Regions from separate parts of the Homo sapiens genome. Here region 2 is linked to region 1. The links are chromatin loops, found by intact Hi-C in ENCODE. Cell type or tissue: PC-3. All regions are shown on one strand. Each heading gives the region's core, and the rest is flanking DNA. Links, peaks and the distances in the headings are about the cores only.

What was found. Peaks named below come from ENCODE experiments on the same cell type or tissue, not always from the same donor. Only the 100,000 strongest peaks of a DNase experiment are listed, where the experiment ranks them.
Region 2: a loop joins it to region 1, with 2.0 times the contacts of the local background. A loop is called at or near these places in 1 of 110 quality-filtered maps.

The regions. Positions count from the first base shown.
Region 1 is chr10:76,748,214-76,760,699 of GRCh38, forward strand. No RefSeq gene overlaps it. Among named protein-coding and RNA genes, the nearest start is that of KCNMA1-AS1, 130 kb to the right of the region's middle. In PC-3, for the core only: no CTCF peak of the experiment used is centred there; no DNase peak of the experiment used is centred there; H3K27me3 peaks cover 6,648 bases.
Region 2 is chr10:76,552,143-76,564,628 of GRCh38, forward strand. LRMDA (leucine rich melanocyte differentiation associated) reads left to right here. Exons shown (of 7, transcript NM_001305581.2): 7 at 5,067-8,026. The coding sequence ends at 5,146. Among named protein-coding and RNA genes, the nearest start is that of KCNMA1-AS1, 330 kb to the right of the region's middle. In PC-3, for the core only: no CTCF peak of the experiment used is centred there; DNase peaks (open chromatin) are centred at 6,649 and 6,979; H3K27me3 peaks cover 459 bases.

The DNA of each region.
Region 1 (12,486 bases), core at 2,538-10,537:
ATATTTTTCTGTTCTTTAATTTTATTTGTAAGAGTTTAACCAACAAACACATGAGAAAATGCTCAACATCACTAATAATCAGAGAAATCCACATTAAAACCACAATGAGATATCACCTTACACCAGTCAGAATGGCTATTATTAAAAAGTCAAAAAACAACAGATGTTTGGTGAGCATGTGGAGAAAGGCAAGCGCTTAGACACTGTTGGTGTGAAGGTCAATTAGTTCAACCTCTGTGCAAAACATTATGAAAATTTCTCGAAGAACTAAAAATAGAACTACCATTCAACCCAGCAATCTCACTACTGAGTATCCACCCAAACAAATATATATCATTATATTAAAAAGACACCTGCACCCATATGTTCATTGCAGCAGTATTCAGAATAGCAAAGTCATGAGACCAACCTAAGTATCCATCAACAATTGACTAGATAAAGAAAGTGTTTTACATATACACCATGGAATACTATGTACTTATAAAAAAAGAGTGAAATCATGTCCTTTGCAGCAACATGGATGGAGCTGGAGGCCATTATCCTAAGTGAACTAACTCAGAAACAAAAGCCCAAGTACCACATGTTCTCACTTATAAGTGAGAGCTAAACAATGGGTACACATGGACATAAAGATGGAAATAATGGACACTAGAGACTCCAAAAATGGACAGGGTGGAAGCTAGCTGAGGGTTGAAAAATAACCTATTGGGTACAATGCTTACCATTTGGGTAATGGGTACGCTACAAGCCCAGTCCCCACCAGTATACAATATACTCATGTAACAAACATGCATATGTATCTCCTGAATCTAAAATAAAATAAAATAAAATAAAAAGAGTTTGAGTGAAGCTACAAAGTGTTAAATAAGAAAGAGGGGCAAAATAATGAATGCACTTTCTCAAGAGTCTCCCCCTTGCATGTCTCCTCCACCAATTCCACTTTTCAAGTTTCTCTTCATCTTTTGGTGAGTACAGAAAACCTGTATTATGTATTTTTGGTTTTTAAAGTGTTGCTTATATCTTACACAATTTAATTGTTCAATTTATATTTCTATTTGTGCAAAGTGTGCACGTCTCTAAGTTTGAAGTGGAGCACATCTAATTTTTTCCATATAGACGTTGCTTTTCCCATTTTAGCTGTGATAAGGAAGAAGCTTGGAAGTCATCACTCCTGTCATTACAATAAAAAGCTAGGCAAACTGAAAATAAACAACTCTTCTTGAACCCATCAGATACCTGAGGCCACAGGGTATACTGCTACTCCAAAATCTGGTAAAAGTGACCCAGAGAGATGCAGCACTAGAGATTTACTTACCTGAAGCAGAAGCCAGTGGAAGCCAAAGGTTGTAGAACCACTACTTTTTCTAGTAATTTCGACAAATTGCTGTAGGCTGAGTGCTAAGTAGCTTGATCATGAGAGATTCCTGGGGGCTGCAATCAAAGGAGAACCCCCACACTTTCTCCAGTTTTCCATCCAGGAACCCCCCCCCAGGTTTTCACGGTGAGGATCCAAAAAAAAAAAAAAAACCAAAAAAAAAATCTCCTGTGTCTCTGACAAGGGGAAGGGAAAAGCAGAAAGTGTAACCCTCCCATTTCCTTCCCTGTAACAAAGGCTTATTCTCCAAGAAGAAATATTTTGCCGTAGAACAGCAGTTAAAACTTACTGAAACTAGGGCAATGGATTTCCTTCCCACTGAAGTCTTTTCTAGTCTTATGTTTTACCTAAGGTAACACACAAAAAGGAGAACAACAACAAAAAGAAAAAAAAATTAACAGAGGGCAGAGCTTCAAATATTTATTTATTTATTTTTCAATATATTATTGGGAACTTGGTAGCCAGGCAAGGTGGGAGACCTACATTCCTGGGGGAAAGGAGGAAAACATTTGTGAAGGCTGCACTCCGAGACAGAACTCCACTGAAAGATGGAGACTTCCCTTCCTCCCCTCCCAACTCACCACACCAACAAACCAAAATATGACAGGATTATAGCTGAAAATCTGTAAGATATAGACTCCTCTCAAGAGAAGTGTTAACAGAAGCCTCAAAGCCAAGAGAGGAAACAAAAAAGAAATGGCACTACAAAAAAGAAATGGTCCCTAAAGCTACAACAAACATGACACACAGCCCATCTTAGAGCCAGATTAACATAAATCCCCCCCAAAAAAACCTACTTACCTGAGTAGCCATTACTGATACAACATATTGACTTTTAACCAAAAATTATAAGCCATAGCCTAAGTCAAGAAAAGCCAGTCTCGTTTTTCAAGAAAAGCCAGAAGCAATCATCACAGTCACATTCAGATATGACACAGAAGTAGAAATTCACAGATAAGGAATTTGATGTGGCTATATGTTAAGGGTTCTAGTGAAAAAATCAACAACATGTGAGATCAAATGGGTAATTTCATAAGACAGGTTAAACTATAAGAAAGAAAAAAAATTAAAAATCAAAAGCACAGTGATAGAAATAGAATGCCTTCAATGGACTCCATAAGAGCACTCAATACAACCAAAGAAGAAATTAGTGAAATTGAAGATTGGTCAATAACAACTTCTCAAACTAAAACACAAATAGAAAAAAATAAACAGAACTTGAACATAATATTCAAGAACTGTGGGGAGATATGCATAACTGAAACAGCAGAAAGCAAAGAGAGAGTGGGGCAGAAGAAGAAATGTTTTAATTAATAATGGCTGAGATGTTACTGAAATTGATGACAGATACTCAACCACAGTGTCCAGAGGCTCAGAGAATACCAAGCAAGAAAACACAACCGTAGAAAACCAAAGATAGTGAGAAAATCTGGACACAAATCAGAGGTGGGAGAAAAACCTTCCCTATATAGGAACAAGGATAAGAACAAAGCAGACTTCTCGTCAGAATCCATGGAAGCAAGAAGAGAGTGCAGTGGAATATTTAAAGTGTTGAAAGAAAAAAACAAACTGTCAACATAGACTTCTACATTCAGCAAAATTATTCTTCAAAAGTAAAGGAGATAAAGACTTTCTCAGACAAACAAAAACAGGAAATTTATTGCCAGCAGAATAGCACTACAAAAAGATATTGAAACGAGTTCTTCAGACAGATGGAAAATTACACAGGCCAGAAATTTGCAACTACATCAAGAAAGAGTGTCAGAAAAGAAATAAATGAAGCTAAAAATAGAATATTGTATTTTATTACTCCTAATTCATCTAAAAGAAAACTGTGTTATCAGAGCTATAATAGTAAAAATACATTAGGTTATCATAGCATATGAATAAGTGAAATATATTAGTAAAAGTTTATAAAAGATGTTGGAGAAATTGGGAATACTCTGTTATATGGTCTCTATACTATATTTGAAGTAGTACAGTGTTATTTGAAAGTGGGCTTAGATTATTTTATGTGTATATGAATATACATTTCTATATATAATAGTATGTTTATATTATATATAATAGTGTATTTTATTTTATTTTAATATATATTTATATGTAAAATAATATATATAATTATACGCACATATAAAATAAGCCCTAAAGCAGTGGCTAAGAGCATTTTCAAAGTAAGTATAAATGATGCAGTAAGAGAGGAGATGAAAGAGAATTATAAAATGCTCACTTAAAGCCAGAGAAGATAGAGAAACGGGATAAAAAGAAACAAAGGACAAACATAATACTTAGGAAACAGTTACAAAGATGGTAAATTTTAATACAACTGTATAAATAATCACTTTAAATGTAAATGGTCTAAATACCACAGTTAAAGATCAGAGATGTCATATCAGAGAAAGAAGCATAATTATACACTGTCTAGAAGAAACCTGCTTTAAATACAAAGATTTTAGCTACAAGTAAAGAGATGGAAAAGGATCAAAAGAAAGCTAGAGTATCTATATTAATTTCAGACAAATCATACTTCAAAACAGGAAAATATTTCAAAGAGAAACAGGGACATTACATAAAGATAGTTAGGTCAGTTCTCCAAGAAATCCTAACACTTATAATCCTGTGTGTACCTGACAACAGAGCTTCAAAATACATGGGACAACAACTAATAGAAAGAATGGAGAAATGGACAAATCTCCTATTATATTTGGAGACGTCAATACATCTCTACCAGTAATTGACAGATCAAGCAGGCTGAAATCAGTAAAGATATGTGACATGAACAGCACTATCAGTTTGATCAAGTTGGCATTGCATAGAATACCCCATCAAAGGACAGCAGGATGCATATTCTTCTCAAGGACACATGGAATATCCATGAAGATAGATAATATACTGGGCCATAAAGTATGCCATACATTTAAAAAAATAATGTAAATCATACAAAATATGCTCTCAGACTACAGCAAAATTAAACTAGAAATCAATAACAAAAAGATAGCTGGTAAATGCCCAAATATTTGGAGGTTAAGCAACATTCTTCTAAATAATGGGTCAAAAAGAAATATCAAAAGAAATTTTAAAATACTTAAGTAAAAATACAACTTATCAAAATGTATGGGAAGTAGCAAAAGCAGTGGTTAGAGGGAAACTTATAGCTTTAAATACACTTATTAAAAAAGAGAACGATTTAGAGTCACTCAACTAAGAAAACTATAGGAAGAAGAACAAATTAAACAAGCAGAAGAAGGGAAATTATTTTAAAAAATGGGAGCAGAAATCAACAAAAGTTAAACCAGAAAAACAACAGAGAAAACAAAACCAAAAAGTGCTTATTTGAAAAGATCATTAAAAATTGGTAAGTCTCTAGACAGGCTAAACCTGAAAAAGAGAAAGAAGATTCAAATTACCAGTGTCAGGAGTGAGAAAGGGGTCATTACTCCTGCTCCCAACGACATTAAAAGGATAACAAGGAAATACTGTGAACAACCCTATGCCCACTAATTTTATATGGATGAAATAGACCAATGTCTCAAATGACATTAACTGTCATGAAACAGATCATCTGACTAGTACCATAAATAGTAACAAAATTGAGTTCATAGTTTACAACCTTCCAAAAATAAACCACTAGTTCCAGGTAGTTTTACTGGTGAATTCCACCAAATATTTAAGAAATAAATTATACAATTTCTCCACAACCTCTTTAAGAAAATAAAAGAAGAAAGAACACTTCCCAACTCATTTTATCAAGCCAGTACAACCCTAATATAACAATCAGATAAAGACATAATAAGAAGGAAAACTATAAGTGAATGTATCTCATAAATGAGACAAAAAGATTTTTTACCAAAATGCTCATCAATTAACTTGAGACATACATAAAAAGAATAATACACCACTACCAAGCGGAATTCAGTTCAGGAAGTCAAGGCTGGTTCAACATCACCAATCAATGTAATTCACTATGCTAACAGACTGAATAAGAAAAATAACATTTTCATATCGATACACGGAGAAATACATCAAATTTAACAAATTTAACATTAATTTATTATTTACCAAAAAAAGCTAGAATAAAGAGAACTTCCTTAACCTGGTAAAAGATATATATATATATATAAACCTTGTAGCTAAAGAAACTGAATGCTTTCTCCATAGTTTTGCAAACATAGCAAGGATATCCTTTCTCTCTACATTTTTTCCAACATTACAATGGAAATCCTAGAGCATAAAATAAGGCAACAGTAGAAAAGTCATACATATTGGAAATGAAGAAATTCACAGATGACATGATGTCTATGTAGAAAACCCTAAAGATTCTACAGAAAAAAAAAAAACACAAACAACAATGAAAAAACCTCTTGGAACTAATTAATGAGAAGCAAGGTCACAGGATACAAGTTCAACATAGAAAAATAAGGTGCTTTCCTTTGTATCTGCAAATGAACAATTGAAATTTAAAATTTTACAAATAACATTTACAATATCACAAAAAATGAAATACTTAGATATTAATCAAAAAAATATGTTCAGGATCCATATGCAGAACACTACAAGCACTGATAAAAGACATTTTTAAGAGATCTAAATAAATTGAAAGACATCCTATGTTCATGCATTGGAATAATCATAATTGTTAAAATGTCTGTTCTTCTCATCTTGATCTATAGAATCAACTCAACGCCAATCAAAATCCCAGCTAGCTTTTTTTTGTTAACTGATTCTAAAACTCATACAAAAAGCAAAAACCTAAACAGCCACACAATATGGAAAATGCAGAAGAAAAAAGTTGGAGGGTTCACATTACTCAATTTCAAAACATACTATGCCTTACACTTCCATTAGAGACAGCATGGTGTTGGTAAAATAGACACACAGACCAATCGAAAAGGATAAAGATACCACATAAATATAGTCAACTTATTTTTGACAAAGATGCAAAAACAATTTGATGGGGAAAGGATAGTCTTTTCAACAAATGGTGCTGGAACAATTGGGCATCCATATGCCATAAGTGTGTGTGTGTATACACAGACCTCACAACTTACAGAAAAATTAACTCCAAATGAATACAGAACTAAATGTAAAATGCAAAACTTAAACTTCTAGAAGAAAATCTAATGCTGGTTTAGTGATGACTTGCTAGATACAAAACCGAAAGCATGATCCATGAAAGAGAAAATACATAAGTTGTATGTTACTGAAATGAAAAATTCTACTCTGAAATACACTGTTACCAGACTTAAAAGAAAAGCCACAAACTGAGAGGAAATATTTGCAAATCAAGTATCTGACAAAGGACTCGTATCAAGAATATACAAAGAAATCTTAAAACTCAGCAAGAAGAAAACAGCCTAACTGAAAAATGAGCAAAATATCTATCAAACACATCACCAGTGGGGATGTACACATGGAAAACAAGCACATGAAATAATTATCAACATCATAGGTTATTAGAAAAATGCAAATTAAAACCACAATGCAATATCGCTACACACCTACTAGGATAGCTAAAACAACAACAAACTCACAATATCAAATGTGGTGAGGACGTAGAGCAACAGGAACCCTCATTCATGGCTGGTAGGAGCACAAAATAGTACATCCACTCTGGAGGACAACTTGGCAGTTTTTCGATTTTTATTGTTTAGACGAGGTATTTTTCAATTGTGGTAAAATCTACATAACATAAAACTTACCATTTTTACTGTGTTTAAGTGTGCAGTTTAGTGGCATTAAGAGCATCCACATTATTGTGCAACCATCACCACCATCCACCTCCAGAACTTTTTCATCTTTTCAAAATAATATTCTGTACCCATGAAGCAGTAACAGGCCATTCCTTTCTTCCTCCAGCCACTGGCAACCACAGTTCTATTTTCTGTTTCTATGAATTTCACTCCTCTAGGTACCTCATGTAAGTGGAATCATTGGAATCATATAGTATTTGTTCTTTTGTGACTGGCTTATTTTACTTAGCATAATATCTTCAGATTTCATCCATGTTGTAGAATGTGTAAGAATGTCCTCCCTTTTTAAGACTAGATAATATTCCATTGAATGGATATATTAATACCACATTTTTTTATTCATCTGCTAATGGACACTGTGGTTGTTTCCACTTTGGGGCTACTGCTATTAATACTGGTGTATGAATTTTTCTTCAAGTTATTGCTTTTAATTCTTTCAGCATGACTCTTTTTTTTTACAAAGCTAAACACAGTCTTGCTATATAATCCATCAATTGTTTTTGTATGTATTTATCCAGCTTATCTGAAAATTTATGTCCACACAAAACCCAGCCCACAGATGCTTATAGGAACTGTATTCAGAATTACTAAAACTGGAAGCAACAAAGATGTCCCTCAAAAAGTGAATGGTTAGTGTAATATATGTAATATAAAATATAATATATCTTTATAATGGAACACCACTCAGTGGTATATAAAGGAATGAATTGTCAATCCAAGCAAATACATGGATGAATCTTAAATGTGTATGGCTGAGTAAAAGAACCAGACTAAAAACAACACATACTATATGATTCCACTTACATAGTATTCTGGAAAAAGCAAAAGTAGAGAGACAGAAAACAGATCAGTGGTTGCTAGAGACCTGCAGGGTAGGTGGGTAGAACGGAATATGTGAAGCACATAAGATTTCTTAGGATGATGAAACTATTCTCCATGATACTGTTGTGATGGATATATGGCACTATGAATCTGTAAAAACTCATGAAACATTACGGTACCAAAAGCGAACCTTACTGTATGTTCTATAAATGCAAATGTTAAGAAATCAATTAGGAGGTGTGGAGATCCCAAGATTGAGCCCAGACTGTGTCAAATGAGTCCAAATGTATTATAAATATATGACATACCTTACCAAGTAAGAGGAAAAGAAGTACTGACCTAAGTAGTTTTGAAAATGTATGGAAATTATAAGACTAAAGTCAAGAGAAACTGTCTATAAGCACCATACTCCAGTTGGTAAAGTTATTTCTCGTAAGAGTACAGATTGACAATTCAACACACTATGCATGCATGATGAGATTGAATAAATAAGTAAATGGATGACAGCTCCTGGGAGCCAGGTTTCTCACTGTCGGATTTGGAGGTTACAGACAAGGAAAGCTAGAATGAATCATAGAATACTGAACTGGAGTTGAAAATATCAGTGTAAACTTATCTTTAGATTAACTTAGATACAGGTGGATTAATGTAAAAATAATTATAGATATGTCTGTCTACACAGTTAGTATATACATATATTTCCAACCTCATCCCACTGAAAGGGCCTAGAATCAATGACACTCCTTAGCAAAGAGCATGCCTAGCACCCAAACTTTGGTTTCAAATACCATTCTCTGATAAAAGAAACCAGGGCTCCTGGAGGAAATGGCAGATTATGAGGCTAGAGCAAAGAATATACAAGATGATCCTAGAGCATCTTATAATGTCAGAAAGTAAGGAAGGACTAAAAATAAAATAAAACAATGGGGTTATGTCAGAACACATGGAAGCCAGCAGTCAGAGCTCCCAATGGCCAAGGCTGGAACATTATGAACAACAAAATAAATAAAATGTATTGAAATATAACCCAAAGCACTATATATATGTGTGTATATATATACACATATATACATATATACACATATATACATATATACATATATACATACATATATACATATATATACATATATATACACACACACTTATTGATATAAACAATTTATTAAATAAATTTATAAATAAATGAGAATAGATAATTCTGCCATACGGAATTTCAAACAATGTATGTAGTTACTTTCTCCTCAAGAAGGTGAAGCATAACTCCTCATTTCCTTAATGTGGGTTGCTCATGGCTTTCTTCCAAATAGAATAGTATAGAACACCGGCAGGGAGGGGAGAGGGGAAGGGCAACTGTACGGTGGAGAGACCTGACAAACACTACCTCAGCCATGTGATCAAGTGATCAATATCATCAGTGATATGTCATATTGACAGTATGTACACTGATATAATGTGATAAAAATGACATGTTACAACTCTATGGTCTTCAGAGATCCCAGAATTACAGTCTAAACATGAGAAAAAATATCAGACAAACTCAAATTAAGAAACATCCTACCCAATAACTAACTAATATTCTTCTAAAGTGTCAAGGTCATAAAAAATAAGGAATATAAGCATTGTTACAGTCAAGAGGGCTCTAAAGAGTCACGATGACCAAATGTAAGTTTCTTTACATGTGGAATCTTGGAACAGAAAAAGAACATTAGGTAAAAACTGATTAAATCCAAATGAAGTGTAGACTTTAGTTAACAATAACAAATCAGTATTAATTAACTAGTTTTGACAAGTATATCATACTAATTTAAGATGACTCTGTTTATCTCTGCTCTAGAACATGCATTAATTATTAAGGTCCATAAAATCTATTAACATGAAGTCCCCATTTTTAACCCCTCTGATGTTTAATATATATAGTAAACTATCAAAAAATATGACCACTTCCTTATTTCAGAGTCCTACCTCTCATTTCCTTGTGGTCTAATACTCACAGCCGGAACATTCAAGAACTTCCCAAGCCAATAGTTATTTCTATTGTGACCTGGTATTTCTATTGTGACCTATTTGACCTAGACAAATTCCTTCTGCAGGCCTTTGTGAATGCTTGAGCAACAGGCTTTGCAGTATGGCTTTAATCCTTCACTATCTGTGTACCTTGTTCAATGAAGGAGATCTAGTCCTGGAGCCGATTCTTGAATCCATTTCAAATATAAGGAAGAAAATTTCTCAAACAGAGAGAAAATTACCTAAGCAAAATGTCCCTGAGATTTCTTCAGGGATAGCTCCTTAAAGAGGGGAAGAAAAGCTCATTCTCAAGAAGATATTTTTATCAAAGAAAGGAATCAGAGATAATTGGAGTTGGAAAAAGCCATGGACAAGATATTTGGACAAGGTGTGGAGACGAAGCCTCAGAAAGATTAAATGAGTCACCCCTAGACATAGTTTGTTAGTATCAGAGAGGAAATAATACATGGTTCTAAAGTAGCATGCTTCTCACATTTTCGTCTTTTACCTCTTTAGCAAATTTAACCTTTTCCATACAGCTGTTGAGATAACCTACTGATCATACAAGCTAAATCAACGTAAGGGACATATCTCAGAAAATGTACCCAAACTGCCTCCCTTTTCATTATCGAAAACCACGAGATGAAAGTCTTTAATAACTCACCACACAAGAGGACCATTTACTGTCAGCATATACCACTCAGACATATATTACAGCTTTTTACTTCTCAACACAAAATTGCTTTGAAATTTACATTTGCTATAAAGGATTCAAGTCCATCACTATTAATTTTCTTCTACAAATTATGTTTAATTATCACCTCTCTCCACCTAGGAAGAACCCCCTCTTGTATTCCTGTCTCTGTACAGCTCTCGAGAAGAGTTTTCCCAGCATGAATCTGTGATGGTGATTTTATATCCCCAACTTGCCCTTCCTCGTCAATCTCACCCAGCCTGCTTGGAAATATGGAAATGAATGGTTAGCTTGGCTCCACATTTCCTGCATACATATGAAATCTGGTCTCCCTGAGCAAGGGGAAAAAAAGACAACGTTTTCCAGCCTTAGCCTATGGACAATTAGGCTAGAAATATTCCACTTTAGCAGGTTTGAAATCCACCCATGATTGATTGCTTAACAGTTCATACACTACATTACATCTACTAAAGAAACTTCTTGGAGATTCAACTATTTCTCTGATGCTTCAATAATCATCTTTATTCTCTCTCAGTTTTGGAACTCTAGAAGAAACTAAAAGAAATAGAGAAATCAAAAAAGTATATTTTATTATTTTTAAATCTAGTTTCTATGTTTTCTTACTGAATGGCGTAATATAAATTGCATGGTCTTTGAAGTCAGATACATCAGCGGTCAAATCATAACTCTACTGAAAAAGTATGCAACTTCAGGCAAGTCTCTTATCTCTGAGCCCCGGATCTCTCAACCTTAAACATAAAGTTATTTTAACTTTAATTGAGACTGGAATGTATTACTCTTGGCAGCTTCAAGGAATTCAAATGTTAATTGTCTTTCCCTTCCAAATTCAATGAGGCAATATTTTCGTCTACAATTTTTGTTTGCAACTGATCAAATCTCAACTCAAAGTAGCTTAAGCAAAAAGGTGGTTTACTGACTCACATAACTAGCAAGTGCAGCACGTCTCTGGCTTTAGACATAGCCAGATTAAAGTTTTCAAGCAATGTTGTCATGGCTTTTGATTCTGTTTATCTCTGCTTGGTGCTGTTCTGAACATAAGTACTGACCAGATGCCTGGCAAAATAGCCCACGTAAGTTACATATCTTTAGCCTCAGTACATATTTTTAATACATATTTAACAGCACCACCATCCACTAACTTCCTTCAACCTCCAAAATTAGAAGTTATCCTTGTTTCCTCCATTTTCTTTCTTTCTTTCTTTTTCTTTCTTTTTTTTTTTTTTTTTTTTTTTTTTTTTTGAGACAGAATCTCACTCCGTTGCCCAGGCTGGAGTGCAGTGGCACGATCTTGGCTTACTGCAATCTCTGCCTCCTGGGTTCAAGCATTTCTCCTGCCTCAGCCTCCCAAGTAGCTGGGATTACAGGTGCGCACCACCACGCCCAGATAATTTTTTTTTTTTGTATTTTTAGTAGAGACGGGGTTTCACCATGTTGGCCAGGCTGGATTTCCTCCACTTTCATGATACTTCACTTCATCCATAGCTTATTGAGTTTTCTTAGCTCTACCTTCAAAATATGTCCTGAAAGAATCCTCTTTGTCTTTTAGCTTCCTCCCTAGTGCAAGTTAACCTCATTCTTGCCTGGACTAATGCAGTAGTTTTCTAACTCACATCCCTGCTTCCATGCTTACTCATATACACTCCACGATATCTTCAACACCCAATAGGTACCCTTTTAAAAACAAATGAGGAAATATTGCTCCTTCACCTAAAACCTTCCAACGGCTTGTCATTTTGCTTAGACTGAAGTACAATGTCTTGCCCTTGGGCTGCAGTCACCAGGTGAACTGGCCCTTTTCCCCTTCTCAATCTCAATCA
Region 2 (12,486 bases), core at 2,953-10,952, 200 kb before region 1:
GTCCAACCTGCACTCCAATGTCAAATGCATTTTTGTATTTTTATATGCAGATTGTTTTTCACCACTAAAATATTAATGACAGACCACTTGCTTTGATGGCTGGGCTTTAGTTCTGTTGAATACGGAGTTATGAGACTTGGGCTTATGCCAAAGCCAGTGGGATACAGCTTAGTTAGTGGTCAGCACTTCTAGCTGTATGAAATGCAGATTGCAGGAAAGTTAATGAAAACCCTTTCCTCAAGGATTTTGGGGTCCCCCAGAGGCCCCCTTCTATCCAGGTTATACTGTGGGGTTACAGGCTGGATGGGTTTCAAGGGCTGACTTAGTCCAAATCAATTTTTTTATTGACTGACCTGTTGAATTTGTCTCCTGCATCAGGCAATATTGGACCTGGTGTTCTCATCTTCATAAGGAAAACATTGGAAAATGCCAAATCACCTATTTCAGAGCTAAAATGAACCTCTGAGATTATCTGGCCCCTTGCCCTTGTTTTACAAATGGGGAAACCTGCCCAGTGAGAGAAAGGGATGTGTACATGGTCACATGACTGTTGGGGCAGGGCTGGATCTAAATGCAGGTCTTCCCCCACTTCCCCTTACTAAATAGACTATTGAACTGCAGCTGGAAGTGTGAGGCCATCCAGGAATCAGGGAGTCCAGGATGCTGGATGAATGGATGTGCAAGAATTCCCTTCCCTGGACTGGGCTCTCAGGGCCTCCCCCAGCAAAATCTCTGGTACTGACCCTGCAGTCCCAGCCTCACATCCAAGAAAGGAGGCTGATTCCCACCCACTTAGGCAGCCCCAAGGTTATAACTTAACCTGCATAATTAGGATGTCCATTCCAGAGGGGAAAAACATGGAAAAGATAAAGGGCCTCTTTAAAACAGATTCTTCCTGATACTTTTTTTTCATAATTATAGCTTTAACAGCTTATGGTGATGGGAAAGCTGGCTACTTAAGAAAAATTAGGAGTCTCATTTGGCAGGAGAGAATTCCCCAGGGGATGTTGCCCTGTCATTTTTCAGGGTCTTTCGAAAAGAAACCCCACACAGACAGCTGCACGTCAGCCTGACACAGGGCAAGCCTGCTTTACTTACTATGGCCAAAGCCAGATCTTTTAATTAAAAACACTGCATATGCCATTAAATGTGTTGTTCCCCCTCCAGTCCCAAGAAGTTGTAGTTTGAAGAGATAGAAACAAATGAATCCGTTGCAGATGTGTAGAGAAACCATTGCCTACTGAGTCACAAACCAGCGGGTTCCCAAATTCCAGCCTCGGAGTGCCTCCCCATCAAAATGTTCTTTGCAAGCAAACTGTTCCCTCCGTAATTTTCACAGTTGATGGCAGTTGCCATGGCGGGAGAAGAAGGGCTGTGGGGAGGACGAGGGAGAGAGAAACACAATGCCACCTCACTTAATTTACGAGCAGAGCCTCATATTTTACAAATAACCTTCATGATAAATAAAGGCCTGTGGCCACACATGGGACTGTGCTGTTTCGTGCATGTTTGCTTTTCCTGGTTAATTTTATTTATTTATTTTTGAACACAAAAGTCACATATTGGGGGTAATCACATCCCAACTCTGAGCTCTGGGAGGAGACTCACAGAGGCAATTCTCGCTTAATTTCAGCTGCTGGAGATGGTTTGAGTTTGACAATTTCAGCCGATTCTTAGCATTGCTAGCCAGAGCACCTTTCTCCCCGGGCGAGCACCAGCAGCTGGATCTCATTTTCAACTGCCAGGCCGTCCCCACGCCTTCCTGGAGCAGCCCACAGACTGAGTGCCGTCCTTTCTGGGAGTTTATTCAAGGTGACAGCTCCTCACACAATGGCCTTCTGATCACCTCAAGTAGCCAAGATATCAGTGGGGTCGGGCGTGCTCCTCCTGCAAATTCCAAATTTAGATTGACTGAGGTTATCCTTAGGCCCCTTGACCCCACCACTCCAGCAGAACAGAACTGCCAGGACCTTTGCAGCCACAGTGAGTTTTGTAATGATGTCTGGGGAGAGATGTTCTGCAGGGGCAGGCAGAGACGACCCCAAGTGATGGGGAGTGATGTCAGCTTTCGTTAGAGCCGCAGGCAGCGTTAGAATATCCTTGGCATAATATGGCGCTGGTATCTCTGTCAGTATCTCTGTTTTCTGTCACCGCACACAATCCTGGGCCTGTCTGCAACCCTGATGGTGTCTTTTCAGATCAGGCTGTTGCCAGCACAGAGACTAGCTCGGCTCTTCACCACACAGCCCCTTTGTTTGAAGTCTGCCCTTTTGTCGTTAATGCACTTGATGTCTATTTAAATCTGACAGTGAATGCAGTATCTGTTTTCCTGTCAAGAGATCATTGACAATATTAATACCTCATGTCCTTGCCTCATTTTCCAAGTGCTGACACCTAGCCGCAGTCTCCTGCATTCATCAAACAGCCTTCTCTCACCAGGATGTCTATAAACATTCTTGCTTCCAGGCCCAAAGAAACAGGGTAGGCCTTAAAAAGGACTTTTATCAATGCCAGCCAGAAAGAAGGCTCGGGAATGTGGCACAGAACACATCCCAGCCCACGTTCCAGGAGCATCCAGCCTGTTTCTAGGGCGGCACTTGCCATTCAAGTTGCATGTAAGTGAGATCTGGAGTCGAAGTTTACCCTGGAGAAAGGGAAGAAAAAAAAAGCAGTTGAATCCGTGAATGTACTGGAGAGTTTACTGGAGAGAGGGCACTCATGGTGGGTGGTGTGTGTGTGTGTGTGTGTGTGTGTGGTGTGTGTGTGTGTTTGCCTTTCATCCTTTTGCTTAAGAGAAAGATTGTGTTCTTTATGACATCCGACAGACCTATCTGTTCCTTTTTATTAAAATTCATGTTATCCTAGTGCCATAGAAATAAATTAGCATCCTTTGGCCCCATGCTTCCACATTCTTCAGGGTTTATTTGAATCAATTATGTTTAAGGAAGCCCTCTGTGGATACCTGGCAGAACTGAGGCACTCCCACCCAGGCCTGTAGTGGATGCTATTCCTGGAGCAGAGCCTGATCAGCCAAGCCCACAGACCAGCAGGATCCTGGCATGGGTGACAATATTAGTACAATGCTGATGGCTACATAATTCAGCACGATAAAGGAAACAGCTCAATGCCAACAACTAAAAGAATAATTTAGGTCCCAAGAAGGGTCTCAGTGAGGTTCCATCCAAGCTCAAAGTTTCCAGGCACCAGACCAATACTGAAAACCAGAAATTGGGGATTAGGGGCCAAGGAGAAAGCATGACCAAGGAGGAGGAATGAGCCACAGTAAACTTACTCATGGGAACATGGCAGGAAGTAAAACTAATGAGAGTGAGCCCAAGGCCAGCTTTGAGGCCGTGGAACAATGTCACCCTCTCTCCATTGCCAACTCTGATAGACTATTTGACCCCAGCAATTTCTAGCTTTGTTCCAAGCCATCCAAACCAGGGAGCATCTGCTCTGTCCTTAAAAGTTTCTAAAAGTCATTTTGATCCTTATGTAAGAATAAGGTTTGAAGTTTTGTAGTGGAGAAACATCTCTTTTACAGTTGCAAAAATATTTACTACTTAGAACTTCTGATGTGAAGAACCTGGTTAATTTCAAGTGCTAATTTATCACAAATTAACCAAAAAAAAAAAAAAAAAAAAAATGGGCTTGTTGGTTTCACACTATCACACTGATGGAAAAAAAAATCATCATGTCCCTAGGTAGCTATTTTCACAGGCAGATTTGTGGCTATTGAATGACTGTCTTATGGACATTTCCTTTCTTTGTTTTTTTCTAGTTGTGTACAGTTCAGAGACTCAAGTCCGATTAGCGCTAAGACAACTCTGTCCAACTGAATTTAAAATAGGTTTTTCTAAAAATAGAAGAAAATAAAAATGCAGGTGGCAAAAACAAAACAGATTTTTCCTTGATAATCCTACAGAGCTTTCATAATAACTATGGAAGTGATTTCTTATGGGCATTTAGAATAAATAATGAGTTGATTAAAAAGTTCAACCCTATTGTAGGGGCATTTTTCATTGTTAAGTCTCCTACAATCTCCTTGAATGAGAGGAGAGCCTTATACGGAGCCACAGAGTTACTTAAAGTAAAACTGAAAATGGAAATCAAATGCATTCTGACCAGAGAAAGAGAGTTCAGGATTCCTGTAAGAAGCCATTTAATGGGAGGCTCTTGTTCCTGTCCATGTGGTGTTTTTTTTTGTTTTTGTTTTTTTGTTTTTTTGAGACGGTGTCTCTCCCTGTCGCCCAGGCTGGAGTGCACTGGCGCGATCTCGGCTCACTGCAAGCTCCACCTCCCGGGTTCACGCCATTCTCCTGCCTCAGCCTCCCGAGTAGCTGGGACTACAGGCACCTGCCACCACGCCCAGCTAATTTTTTTAATATTTTTAGTAGAGACGGAGTTTCATCATGTTAGACAAGATGGTCTCGATCTCCTGACCTTGTGATCCACCTGCCTCGGCCTCCCAAAGTGCTGGGATTACAGGCGTGAGCCACCACGCCCGGCCATTCATATGGTATTTTGTCAACACCACCTCTCTTCCTTAATCATCCCATATGTGCTCAATGCCTGGTGCCTGCCAGAATTTGGAATATTCTCTCTGGAAGTCAACAACATTGCTTCATGATAAAGGGTATCAAAATAGTCACATTCTGGGAAGATTGTTCTACATCTTTTACTTGGGCTGGGTTCATCTTTAAACTCTTAATTTTCCATTCTTTGAAACTCTACTAAGGGAAACTGGCGTGAGGAGAGGCTACATTCTGGGGAGTAATTGGCCAAATTAGAAAAGTACCTAGCATGTGGAAGAGAAGTCATGCAGAAAGTGATATTCCTAGGAGCCTATACTTGTAGTGACATTTTATTTCAATGTCAACTCTGAGGTTGACAGAATCTTCTTGTCTGTGAGGACAAAAAGGGAGAGTTCTTCCCTTCTGGAGCTTCATCCACTTTCTGCTGCCCATTGGATCTATGATTATCTTGCATGTCTGCTTTTCAGCACCTGTGTTTCCCTGCTATGCTAAGTGTGCCACCTGTAATGATGTGTGTCTTTTTATTTGCAGGTGTCCTGGGGAAGTGTCGCTACGTTTACTATGGGAAAAACTCAGAGGGCAACAGGTTTATCCGAGATGACCAGCTCTGAAGCCAACTTCTGTATACCTTCACCCATTTCATGAAAATAAAATCAAAAGGGAAATCAAAAATAAAGAAAACGCTAAAGAAAAAACAATAGCCCACATTGCCTCTCTTTGGGAAAAGCTATGACTTCAGCTTTTGGTACCTTCCGCTGACTTTGCCAGGCCTGTCAAGATGATCCTTCTGCCTTAGACTGAGTGGTCACATAGAGATTGACATGATTGCCCTTAAGCAGGTCTCATCCACCAGGGTGACAGACAGCGGTGGCAAAGCAACAGGGCTGACAGCATGAACACCATGATAGATTGCCTGGTCCTGCCACTGCTCACAGGGGAGCAGAGGTCACACCTGGGGCCTCCCTGGACATGCTCAGTGGCTGCAGTCAAGTGAGAAAGACTGTCCTCAGCTCGCCTATTGAATTGAAATCCCTCTGATACCATCGTGCTGTGGGCTTATTTTTAGTGAAATAGTCACAGTTTAGGGGATGGCCATTCTCCCTCACTCCTTTTAAATCTTAACGTCCTGTATTCTGCATATACATAGCTCCCGTCTCTTCCCCTCCACCTTCCTTTAGCATCGATTTTATGACAGGTGGTGCATTTCAGTTTGCAGTTTTTCGGAGAACAAGGTATAACTTCCCAGCCAGGTCATACATTTATGGCTGGCTTCATGTTGCTACAATCCCTTTATTGGCGTAAATAGCTTTCCCTAAATCCCTGACTACAAAAGCGTGGACTTTTATCTTGTTTCATTCAACTCTAAATCCACTTCTTGCCCTGAATATGATGCAGTGTAAGGCATAAGGCATCTTTCTCAGCATGAGGGTTTGGTTGCACCAGGGACTCTTATTTATTAATTTATTTTTAACCGTACACACTTCCAGTGATGCCTGTGGCCATACTTGTGCGTGGGGCTGGCTTGCTCCTTTGGGTGCTATTTAAAGGGAGTGAGGTGATGAAAGATAGAGTGAAGGGTCAGGAGGTTAAAAAACAAAATTAAGACTGTTGAAAACACCCACCAGACCAAAGAGTTTTTATAGAAGGCACAAACCTTTTGGATTTTGCATCTTTGTCATGACCTCTCAGAAATCAAATCCACAGGTTGTGAGACAGTGCTCTGTCTTCCTGTATGCTTGGCTGTGCACTAGCACTAATGTCACAAGGAACATAAGTGTGATCATTGCTAGTTGGGTGACTCAAAGTTTATCTAACTTGCTGGTGCACCAGTCAAATCACTCTAGAAGATGTTCAAAAGGTTGATTGATTGTTCTTGACACGATAGTGTTTATTTTTCTGCTTCTTCCATTTAGACCAAGTGTTCATTGTCCTCCCAGTATTAGGTCAGTTTGATGACAGCAAAACCTGAAAGAGAATCCCTCCAAGTTATAGATACTGAGGGACTAGGAGCTGCTATTGTAAAACTATGGGGACTCAGAATCCCTAAGCTGCCCAAGGAGAACCTACTTTCTCAGCTCTAGCCCGTTTACATAGCCTCTGGCCCACTGAGTCAACACAGGCCTTGAATGACATGTATTGAGGCTGGCAGGAGTCCCTGTTTGAGATTACACAACCTTTGTTAATCAGTTCTTTAGACAAGTTAACATTAAAATCCTCAAAACCATGAAAAATTGGAGAATGTTGAATGTTTGCATTTATCTCTCAAATCCATTAGTAACTGGATTTGAGTACCTTTTCTCTGTTTGATCTACAAAACAGCACTGGAAAAATGCTTTAAATTATCTGCATTTGGTCCCACCCTGGGTCATTGTTTAGAAGCATCAACACATGTTTTCTCCCTGGCATAATATGGGCAGCCAGAATTCTGTGCAAGGGCAGCTAGACGAGTCAGATGTCATATCCAATCTAGCCACACATATATCCTTGTCTTTATAAAAGGCTTTAACCCTGCCTCAAACAATAAAAAAGCACTTGTGAACTGACCACAGAATTTTTCCATCTTTATTTTTCTTACTTGTTTACTTTTTTTAATGTCAGAACCATTTGTATCATGCGCAGGAATGTCTCCCTCAATGTGAGCTTTGGAGGCAAAACATATTTTTGGAGTGAGTTATTGACCACATTGTTTCCCTCTCTTTGGGTTGTTTATTTTCTTCCAGAATGGTGTAATAACTTTAATTAAGATTAGCTTTAATTATAAATTACCTAAAGGCCATCACTAAGGTATATTCATCTTATTGATAGAATTATAGTCAGCTTTGTTTCTCTTAAGCAGGGATAGTGATAATGAAGTGCTGGGTTGGTTACAGTTCCACTGTGTGTTAACCAAAATTTGCTGTGCTAGAGCTAGACTTTGGTCTGAATTGGCAGAGGTAGAACCCATGTTGCATGTTTATCCTAAATCTGTAGGAATTTCCCAAACCTTGTTTTTCAAAGTTGAGAAGTAGAAAGTAATAAATTCAATCAGGGCCCAGACATGTTTTGTACCCCCTTTACCCTTTGGTCTTTCTTCCTTTTATCCTATTCCACTGAGCTTGTTCTTTGGGGATTGTGGTGCCTGACATCACTGTCTTTCCTCCCCTAGGACACTGACTTGAGTGGAGAGACCTCGGCAATTCAAGGCTGTCCTGCAGCTCTCTGTTGCCTCAGCAATGTCAGGACGACTGTCTCTTTCCTAAGTAACATAATTTTAAAGAACAATTTGTTCCTCAGGGAATAATGTCTTGGATTGTGGGGAATCCTATTAAAAGTACAACTATTGCAGTCATTTGCTTTTACTTTTACCAGCCTCACTCATAAACCCTCCATCTGTTTGTTGCTTTAAATAGAAGCACATTATAAGAGATTATCACTTGATCAGGCTGCATGTCTGAGTGTTGTGTGTTTTCACATACTCATGTATACTAAGGAATAAAAGAAAGCAAACCACAGATTCTGGATGAAAGGATTTTTCATTTGTTTGTGTGTGTGTGTGTGTGTGTGTGCATGTGTGTGTTTCCAGCGGAGATGTATCTTGTACATTTTCAAGGGAAAAATGTCTTTCTTGCTGTTTTCAAGAAATAACCTGGCTGTCTTTCTTCTTTTCTTTGTTAACATGCAGACCAAAAACAATCCACAGGACCCTTTTCATCAAAACAATAATGGTGTTTAGTACTTGCTACTTGCAAGGGCAGCCTAAATCAGGTCTGTGTGGCTGCAACACAGGTAATGCCCAGCGTGGACACAATAGTACCCATTGAGACTCTTCCCTGCTGTCCATCATTGTAGCTGATCCAATGTGACCTTTGACCACTTGCTTCTTCCGGTTCTGTTTCCAGGAAGAAACCTTCACTGAAGAAGGGCGCTACCATTACTCGATTCTCTCTAAGTTGTTCAAATACCATGCAGGAAACTGACTGTTATGAGTAAGACCTGGAAAGGAAAATGACACCAGAGAAGCACAAAGAATGTTGATTACCTGTTTATATGACAACTGGACCATCGGCTTGTGGTACAGTGTTGTGTATTACTTCTTCTAATGCATCAGCAACCCCTCAAATGACCCAAAGAACATTGAAAGCCACAACCACTGTTCAAAATATTGTCTTCCTACAAGTCTACCTGAAATTTCCCAGCATTGGGAGTTCCCATCCTTTGGGTAATTATAATGCTAAGTGTTAATTTGTCACTTTGTGGTTGGGATAGGTCATAAATTGTGTTATTTGTGCATATTATCATATAAGCACATGCTAATTCTTCTAGAGTATCTTGGAATGTGGCCCAGAGAACAACCAACCTGGGACAAGGGAATTTTGCTAAGAAACAGTAGGGGAAATTCTAAGTATGGAATGTGTATGGGGGAGAGTTGCTATAGTAGGAATGATATAAATGGCAATAAATGGGATTATGCCAAGAGACAGAATGCAGCAGAATTAAAATGTGGCATCTTCATGGATAGGAGTAAGTTGAGAAGGAAAGGGAAAAGATAGTTTTCTGCCAGTTAAAAGGTTTGCTGATATTCAGCACTACAGTGATGTTTAGGGATATTTTATCCTCAAAATTGAGTCATCTTTCATGTAAATGAGTGTCCACCAATTTAATGTTTTACAAGATTTTCTGCCCAACACAATGAAACAGTGTGGAAAAGATGGTTCATGGAGCACTGTGGGAACAAATGATCGTGGTGGCTGCATATGGACAGAGATGACTGTGGCTGGTACCTAATATTCTACAAACTCAGCATCCTAAGGCAAGTGCCTCAGCTCTGGAGTGGCTAAAAAATACAAGGTAAACTTATGATCTGGGCAGTCATATGAAAGAGAAAATAGTTCTGTGGTCATGGGAAGTCTTCGTATATTCATCAAGTTCAGAGGTAGATGGACACCTTGACAAGATAACATAAAAAAAACAAAAATATTTAAAGAAAAAGACGAGTGCCTGTATATGGGGCAGAAGATGCTGGCAATAGGATTTAACTGTTATTGGCATGCAGGCAGCGAATGAGAACTTAGCTCATAGGAAGTGTGAATAACATCTTAGTTCAAGTGGATTACCTGGATTAACATGCAGAATATTCTAGAAATAATGTTTATATTTTGTCACATCAATTACTTTAAGTCAACTTTTCCTTCTTTGTATTGGAATAGTTCTCTCAATGTTATAAATAGGAATGAATTTTAAAACTCTGGGATAATTTCCTTTAGACAGGAACTTTCCAATTTAGGTGTTTGTGATGAGAGGGAAAAAGTCCTGCCAGTGGGCTTAAGCACAATATTTAGGCTATTCTAGTTACAGAGTATCAAAGTAGGTAAGAACTAATGTATATTATTTATTTACAAAGGCTAAATTTAATAAATCATAGTCTAAATCATAATAATTAAGTGCTACTATAAAAGAAATTTCCCTTGAAGCGAGATAGAAATAAAATTTAACACCCAGGTAGAGTATGGTGTTTTAATTTTTATGTTATTACTATTTAAAGTAATCTTTTATGAAAAAATGTACTCTGACTTCCACCCCACATTCAGTTTTTCAGGCTGTGCTTATGATAGAAACAGCGTTTGGGGGCAAAATATAACTTAATTAGAATAATAACAATGACAGCTACGAAGTCTTCTAAAATTTTTAACTAATTACTTGGGTTATTAGACAAAGAGAGAGAGAGAGAGAGAATGTGTATGAGAGAGTTTAGGATCTGAGTAGAGAATTCCTATTACTGACATACGTTTTCTAAGTTTTGCATGGACTCCAAAATAGGTCAGTAATTATCCCATTACCATGTTACATAGAAAAATGCATCTATTTCATACCTGATTAATTAATATCTACTTTGTGTCCTCCTTTCCTATGAATTGCTGATCTACATTTTATGACATCAGTCATAAAGTGCTCAGGCTGTGGTGTGACAGTGTCATGATGTTTTTGTTTTTACCCTTCTTGGCCTTTTAAACACAGGATCATTGTTCAGAGGGTCACTTAGAGCAATTTTGTTTTAATTAAGAGAGATCTTTGATGCTCAAAGAAAAACAGATTACATGAGTTATCTCCAAAAGTTACTGTATGAAACCAGGTTTCATTTATAGACTGTCCATATTCCCCTATATTTTTACATTCATACACAATAGCCATATTTCCTTATTTACATAGAAAGGTTGTCTTCCCCAAAATAACTCTGTTTTCTACAGGGCTATAGCACAACATTCATATTCTGTAGCCACATTGGCTACATTCTCAAACACAATAAATGTCCAAATGCCTCCAGTTAGAACACTTACCTCCCCTCCTCTTTTAAAAAACTTCATTTGGTGTGCTCACTCAGAATGATCCATTTTCAGAGGATCACAATAGAGTATAAAAATATTGGGACTTAATGGTCAACACATTCCTTGAAGGTCTAGAATAAATGATGATAATGAAGGTTACTATCACCAGAAAAGGGTCATATTTCGGTGTAGATATTTTGTTAAGTTAGGTTTAACCATTGCTTGGAAAATTACATTTAGCTGAAAAAATTAGGATCGCAACTCTAATTTATTAGATAAATCTTGCAGATTTATACTTATAAACATTTGTGTATATAATATAGATATAGGGTATTGGTTTATCAAATATTAAAATGGAATTTACAATTCCATTTTGGCTAGTTTGGCCTATGGACCACTTTAGTGGACAATATTATGGGCTTCTTTGCTCTAGTTCATTCATGATACACAAATGCACACACTCATAAACACATAAATAATGGTTACTATAATTATTTTGCAATATCATCATTAAAACAAGCACTAAAACTGTCATTTTACTAAAATGTGTTGGTCAAGAAACAACTAGTTGTAGAAGTATGTGCTACTGGAAGCATCTGTTTACTTCATGCAGATCAGTAATATAAATAGATGAAATACTCTTAAGAATACAAATTGGCTATAAATATTTAAAAACTCTAACATTTGCCATTACTTCTGATTTGCTCCCACCACACTGTTGGGTCACTTCTTTAGAAATATTTTCCAAGTAATTCTTGGTTTATATGGTTTACATGGCCCTCTTAGGTTTTGAAGCTTTTTAAAAAACAATGCTAATTTGTATCTGTAAGGATGCGTATCCATGCACTCATTTCACAAATATTCATTGGGTACCCTTAGTATGCTAGAAAGTTACAAATACAAGGGGATAATAAGAGGATGTCCTGCTTTTTGACAAATTTCTGTCTGGAGTAGACTAATATATATACAAAAATTATTATATGCTGGGATAGATATTAAGTTAGAAATTGCACTAAAGAACTACATGAATTAAGGCGCTAGAAATGATGGTGGGAAGTTAATTCCAAATGTAGCCATAATCCAACCATATCTGCAGTTAGCATCTTGACCCGAGACACCAACATTTCTTAACCTGGATTATTGATTACGTCCACCTCCCTACCAAGTCTCCTGATTGTACTCTTAACTTTGTACAGCCTATTCTTTGCAGGAAAGCCAGTGTGATCCCCTAAAAATGCTCAGTCACATCCTGTGGTTCTACTACCCATTTCCCATCAGCGGTTTCCCATCTCACTTGGAGTAAAAGTTAGAGTCCTTTCAAGACCCTTTATGGCCCTACATAATTGGTTTTAGAGAAATCAGGGAATCAGTGACCCAATAGCTGTGAGAGTGAAACAGAAATAAATGCCCACACCACCCCTCACTGCTCTCCACTCCAGTCACACTGGACTACAAGGAGCACATTGTGGCTCTAGGACTTTGCCCTTGCTGTTCCCTCTGACTGTAATGTTCTTCCCCTAGACAACCCCATGAAGTGCCACTTCAATTCATTCAGATTTTTGCTCAAACGCAACCTCACTAGAGAGGCCTTCTTGGACCACCCACCCACTTATCACACTCTACTTACTTTGCTTTGTTTTTCTCTGTTG